Regions from separate parts of the Homo sapiens genome. Here region 2 is linked to region 1. The links are chromatin contacts, found by Hi-C in ENCODE. All regions are on one chromosome and are shown on one strand. Each heading gives the region's core, a stretch centred on a gene start or an enhancer-like site at or near the end of the contact. The rest is flanking DNA. Distances are from core to core; before and after follow the strand shown.

Region 1 (3,535 bases), core at 767-3,266:
CTAGGTTATTCTTCTCTACACCCTGGGAACTCTTCAAGGCAGTAATCTGAGGAGTAATAATGTGAGCGTTGTTTGTTTTCCGTCTCTCAGGGATCATTGCCCTTTTTTGCCTGATGTCTACCATCTTGTAATCTGTTGTTTTATACATTTTGTGCATTTTGGGGGTGTTTCCAGCATAGGGATAAAATCAATCCCTCTTACTCCATCTTTTCCAGAGTGGAGGTCTCCATACAATTAATTTTGACAAGGCTGGGTGCAAAATCCAAAGCCACTCAATGTCCTTACTACAAGAACATAACTTAGTAAAGTTAGTTTCTGATTTATCTTGAATGAAGAACATGTGAAAAGTCTGTTTCGTTTATACTTTAATTTCAGAACAAATGTTTAGTTTTTCATTCTTTTAAATGTTCCATAAAGATGATAGAGACTTAGAAACATGGTTATCTTGTTTGGAGGCAGCATTTTCTCATCACTTTTGGCAAGAACCAAGTGTGTTAAGAGTTATTAGATGTATACACATATGTCTCTCTCCTAGCCTATGATTTTAGACATAAAACAGCCTAGGAATGCCAAAAAAATCCAGATACTTCTTCTTTCACTTGGACATATCTAATAACACACATTGGCATTATTTTAACACTGAAGACAAGAAATATCCACATATGGCAGAGTGATAAAGTAAGGAAGCCGTCCAAGGAAACACTACATCTAGGTTGCTTTTGTCATCATGCAGTAAATACATCTCTTCTTTTCTGAACAGAGAAAGGTACATTTAAGGACAGGGATGACTCACAAAGAATTCACTTAATAACATGTATAAGGAAGGTGGAAAAGTTAGCTTGCAAAGGAGAATATTGCCTTATGGAAGAATACAAGAAATACAACCCACTAGGATGAAATGTCTTTTATTTGTTCCTCTGACTAAGATAAAATGTAGCTACTTGTTTTATACTTTAAAAATAAGAGTTCCTCTTCCCTTATTGGATGGAAATCAACAGTCTATTTTACTATATATTTTTGAATTTAAATAGCTAATAATTTATTGATGGGTAGAATCAGATATAAGGGAGCAGATTTTTGCCAAAGGTACAAGCCAACCAATCTAGGATCATCTAGAAACAAAATCATCTGGACACATGATCTAGGGACTTCTCAATTCAGTTCCTTACAGAATCCATTACTGCTTGTGACAAAGAAAAATAAATTAAATTTTCCATATTATATTGAAAAGGCCATGTGTGTACATATAATTATTCCCTTTATAATTTCAGTGATATGTTTGCATGGAAAATAACTGGTCCTATCATATGATAAAAATTAATATTTAAGTACATTAATGTTTCCTTTCATGACTACTTTTATTTTAGTACTTAAAAGTATTGGAATTAGGATATTTTTGCAATTAAGTAATTTAGTGATATTTGCACACATTTAAATGCACTGACACTACATTATCAAACCCTGTGATGCTAGGAATTCTCATTTAAGGTGAAATAATTAGATAGAGGTCCTAAATTGTTTTTCATATAATTGAAAAATGACTCAACCCCTTGAAGTTAAGTCTTACTCATAATAATTTTCTCTTTAAAAAAAAACTTGTTTAACAAACATGTACTCAATACCCAGTATGAACCTCAGACTGTATACTGATTTGAGGTTACAACAGAAGTAGGAGAGAAGCTGTTCTTTTCAAGAAACTTCATGAAAAAAAAAAAGGAGTCTGTATAAGACTGTACATCAGATCATCTAGAACATTTGTTAAAAAAGCAGATTTCTGGACCCCGTATCCTGAAATTTAGAATCAATTGGTCAAGGGTGAGGCCTCAAACTCTCTATGTTAACAAGTTCCTCAGGTGACTCTAATTTCTAGGACCAAATTTTTTAAAAGATACGTGGAGAATAGTCTAATCAAGACTGCATTTTTTATGTAGCTTCTGCCCAGGTCCAGCAAATAAAATGGTTATTCAGGTTTTACCCTGCCCAAGAGGTAAGGAATGAGGAAGTGAAAGGGAGTGACCTTCAGCTTCAATTCTGACTCCCTGCCCTCCAAGTCTCCAGTAATAGCTCTGCATACATGGTTGAATCTGCCAAGGAGGCACCTTGTTCTCCTTATCCTGGAGAGACTTTAGTGGGATATAAGTGGCATTTTTCAGAGCCTTATGTTTTTCTGAACCTATAAAGCAACTTTAGAACAAGACCCAGCAGGTATCATGGAGAAAACATAGACTTTCAGCTTCCAACCTAATCAGATATATATCTCTTTAACAGTACCCACATTTTTTGATTTGTAGTCACACTCAGTTCTTCAAGAGAAATCAGGTGTCAAAGAAAATGGACAATTTGTACTTAAATCAAGCTTTTAGGCTAAGTTTGCTACCTTCTTTATATATTATGCCTAGTCATCTTAACAATGTTGAACAAGCCAGGCGCGGTGGCTCACACCAGTAATCCCAGCACTTTGGGAGGCCGAGGCGGGCGGATCACGAGCTCAGGAGATCGAGACCATCCTGGCTAAGACAGTGAAACCCTGTCTCTACTAAAAATACAAAAAATTAGCCGGGCGTGGTGGCGGGCGCCTGTAGTCCCAGCTACTCGGGAGGCTGAGGCAGGAGAATGGCGTGAACCCAGGAAACAGAGCTTACAGTGAGCCGAGATCACACCACTGCTCTCCAGCCTGGGCAACAGAGCGAGACTCTGTCTCAAAAAAAAAAAAAAAAAGTTGAACAAAATGCTTGCCATGGGTCCCTCTATTCATAAAGGCAAGCTGTTTTTCTAATAAAATAATTTAATGTATTACATATTTAATTATATGTGTAGGACAAGATTCTTTTTGCTTTTAGAAAAATCTGCTATGCTGCTTATGGAATTTTCTCAATATTTCATCTGGAGTTTCTTCAGTATAACAAGTGCTCTTGTCCTATTAGACAGAAGGCCAGTTATCACTTAATTCTTCTGTCAATCACCCATGATCTAAGCTTGAGCCATTCACAGTAAGCTTGACTCTTCCTTCATTCTTTTTCCCATTTTCATTCAGCAGCTCATATGTCAGCACCCTAAATAAAGCCCTGAACATCTCAAGCTATAACCACAGACCTCGAACTGTTCTTGTTGTCTCTATGATCTCCCACGTCATAATACATCCCATGTGTAATAGCTTGGTAAATCTAACACATGATTAAACACTGTCGTACTCTTCCTTAGAGCAAGTTCTGAAGTCTTCTCTAATGCTCCTTCTAGCTTTATCTCCCATTAGATGTATATAATCCCACATTACAAGAATATTACATGTACTCCAACTTTATCTCAGGAAGATGTTCCTAAACTATTAATGTTTAAATTTATTGACTTAAAATGCCTGAAAGATTTGTTAGCAAACCTAGTAAGAAAAAAAATGAGAAGCACTTTAAAGGAAAATACTACACAAACTATGATAAGTTCATGCAACACAATTGCTACTAAGGATGGCTTTTTATTTGCCACTTTTCTAAAAGCATGGTTATTTCTAGAGCGGGGAAGGGCCATTATTTCTTGGTGA
Region 2 (3,332 bases), core at 438-2,937, 600 kb after region 1:
CTCGGGGGTCAGGGACCCACTTGAGGAGGCAGTCTGCCCATCTCTCAAGCTGCGTGCTGGGGGAACCACTACTCTCTTCAAAGCTCAGTTGGAAATGCAGAAATCACCCGTCTTCTGCATTGCTCATGCTGGGAGCTGTAGACTGGAGCTGTTCCTATTCGGCCATCTTGGCTCCCAAGCCATGATCACAAGTTCCAACAATAGGCTGTCTGCAAGCTGGAGGAGCAAGAAGAGCCAGTCCGAATCTTAAAACTGAAGAACTTGGAGTCTGATGTTCAAGTATTCCTGGAAGCATCCAGCACGAGAGAAAGATGTAGGTTGGGAAGCTAGGCCCATCTCCATTCTTGCTTTCTTATACACAAAATAAAAGAAAGTAAGCTCTGTGAATTGTTGATTGACTTGTATATCTCAAGTGTGAAGATTTATTTGATGAAAATGTTAAATATTTGTGAGTGTATAGCTTATGAGATGCAGCTATAATACGTTTAAACCAATGGAGTTTTATTGGCAGAGTAAACGTACACTTGCTTCTAATAATACTCACAATAAAAAATAAGGCCTGTCCCAAGTGCCTTAGCTATGGAGTAATCTGTATCAGTCAGAAAAACTTAACTCCACCCCCAGAAAAAGAGGTTAGCTACCTTCAGATTTGTCTCTGTTTATTTACTATGTAGACTCTAAATCCCATACTGGGGAGATTACCTGTGTTGTCAAGGTTTCCTTTCAAGAAACAACAAACTCTTCACAGGTCAGGTAGCACTTAAAGCTCATGAAATGGAGAATAAAGACAAAGTTGGCATTCTGGCATTCAGAAGGGAAAAGTCTTTAAAGAGTAAAAAACATTCCTATAGTTAGTTGTATAAGTGTACGGAACCATGGGGCATTGCATGACCCAATTTTGGGGCAATTCATGAGTAAGAAAGTGGAGAATTGACAAAGCGGTTAGAAAGGAGGCGTGTTCTACAACAAGACAAGATTACAGAGCCTTTTGGATAAATTAGGATTTCAGCTGGTGCCCCCAATTCACGTTTTTTTGTTTGGTTGGGTTTTTTGTTGTTGCTGTTTTTTGTTTTGTTTTGTTTTAGTAGAGATAGGGTTTCACCATGTTAGCCAGGATGGTTTCGATCTCCTGACCTCATGATCTGCCCACCTATGACTTCCCAAAGTGCTGGGATTACAGGCCTGAGCCACTGCTCCCGGCCTTCCAATTCACGTTTGGAAGAGGAAACTTGCAGATCGGAGTGACTCATTCTTCAAGTGTGTTCTTTAGGCAGGGCCTCCATCTAGTGGTTTGCCCTGGAAATTAACCCGCAGCCTTTATTAAATACACACTACTTCTTTTCACAAACTTTATGAAAATAGAAAATTAGAGCTCCCTCATGTAGCATGGCAGAGGAAAATTTCCCTCCTGAACTCATGAATTCTGTCCTTTCATTGCTTGCTAAGAAGTGCAGCATTCTTAACGTCTAGATTTTGTCATGCCCTCTCCATTCATGGAGTTTTCATACCCAGTGTATCTCTTTGCACATAGAAGAAAACTGTGATTTCTAACAACCAAAGAAACAAAACTGTGTGTGTCTATGTGTGTCTGTGTCTCTGTGTGTGTGTAGAGTGTGCTAAGAAAGAGCTCAGCTGTAGAATAGACAATAGCAATTGGTAAAGGTGTGGACATATCATAAGTATTAGTAAGAACAACAGGAGAATGGATGAATGTTAACTGGACAGTGAGATAAAAGCAGATGAACAAACTTGCAAGGGAGGAACAGCATGTCTCACCAGGAAGCAGAATGGGGCCAAAACAAGCTGAATCTCAGCTGGGACATACATAGTCACTGAATCAGTGACGTCAGATTTTCAGAGCTCTCCTGCTCCTATCTGTAACTTTGAACAAGTCCTTCTCCATGTGAGCTTCTGACATTTTATCACTGGATTTGTTTTTTTTTTTTTTTTTGGAAACGAAGTTTCACTCTTATTTCCCAGGCTGGAGTGCAATGGCATGATCTCGCCTCATTGCAACCTTCGCCTCCTCAGTTCAAGTGATTCTCCTGCCTCAGCCTCCTGAATAGCTGGGATTACAGGCACATGCCACCACACCCGGCTAATTTTCTGTACTTTTAGTAGAGACGGGATTTCACCATGTTGGCCAGGCTGGTCTCAAACTCCTGACCTCAGGTGACCACCCCCCTCGGCCTCCCAAAGTGCTGGGATTACAGGCGTGAGCCAGCGCACCTGACCTTATCACTGGATCTTAAAGCTGCTTTAGCCACATACCCCTTGGCAGGTCTGATAAGCAATATGGACCCTCTTCTCTCACTTACATTTAATTTTTTACACAATTTTTATGATTTAAGGACATCCCTGATTCCCAGTTTTACTATTTTGTAGAAAATAGGCCTGTGACAATTCTTAGCACTGGTGCAGTTTTTTCTTTTGTTTAATATTTCCTTATTTTCACTCTTAAACATTTTTCAGTCCCTTCTGTGTGTGCTCTCACATATTTTTCAGTGCCACTGACTCTGTTTTCCCCATCGTTGTTCATTTTTCCTTCTGTTTTCCGTTACTCATTTGTGTCATCTCTCTCCGTTTATGTGTTTTATTAGACATGTCGTCTTTCAGCCACACTAAGAGCAAACAGCCCACTTAAAGAAAATCTTTATGTCCCTCAAGACAGAATCAGAAAACATGACATGGGAAAGTAGATGAGTGATAGTGGGTAAGAAAGAAATTCTAAGAAGTCATGACAGTGAGAAATAAAGGAAGAAATGTACAGAAAGACACCAGATAAAGACCCTTCCAATTTAGGGCAGCACCTTTCAGCTTTTATGAATGTATGCCATATTTTCAAATGCTAGAAATCTTGGGAGCATATGTGAATGTGTGGAGGATTTTTTCCCCCAAAGATGCTCAGAACAATGACTCTCATCCCAGAGACTCTTGTTAAAATGCAACTTTGGCATTCTGCCCATCGAGAGATGGGTCTGTATCCCCTCCCCTTGAATCTGAGCAGTCTGTAACTCACTTGTAACAAATAGATTGCAGTGAAAGTAAATTCTAAAGTGAGGTCAGAAAGGGTGAGGGTCCCATGGAACACCTGCACTGGGGTCTTTGGTTCCCATGTGAGCACTCCAACTGCTCTGAGGCTGCCATGCTGTGAGGAAGCAAGCTAGTTTACATGAGGAGACGACATGGAGAAGCCCTGAGACTATCTGAAGAAGAGATATAAGTGAGAGATCTAGCTGTCCCCAGCTGCTCCATATCTCTACTGTTACAGCTGTAGCCACCAGCTCACTGAAACTTCATTAAAGACTCCAGAACCATCCAGCAGAGCCTTT

Evidence for each region. Hi-C counts contacts between places; a loop is a spot of excess contacts on that map. Pooled maps may share reads with other maps.
Region 2: a loop to region 1 is called in a map with no recorded cell type, with 3 times the contacts of the local background. The contact joins two enhancer-like sites. A Hi-C loop is called at or near these places in 1 of 168 maps with a recorded cell type or tissue (A673), 1 of 37 single-sample maps with no recorded cell type and 4 of 50 pooled maps.

The regions. Positions count from the first base shown.
Region 1 is chr11:26,554,760-26,558,294 of GRCh38, forward strand. The region is part of intron 13 of ANO3 (anoctamin 3); the gene reads left to right. Among named protein-coding and RNA genes, the nearest start is that of MUC15, 16 kb to the right of the region's middle. Within about 2 kb of position 2,017, at least 2 of the 41 ENCODE cell types and tissues checked have a DNase peak (open chromatin) inside an H3K27ac peak, as active enhancers do.
Region 2 is chr11:27,157,689-27,161,020 of GRCh38, forward strand. The region is part of intron 2 of BBOX1-AS1 (BBOX1 antisense RNA 1); the gene reads right to left. Among named protein-coding and RNA genes, the nearest start is that of BBOX1-AS1, 59 kb to the right of the region's middle. Within about 2 kb of position 1,688, at least 2 of the 41 ENCODE cell types and tissues checked have a DNase peak (open chromatin) inside an H3K27ac peak, as active enhancers do.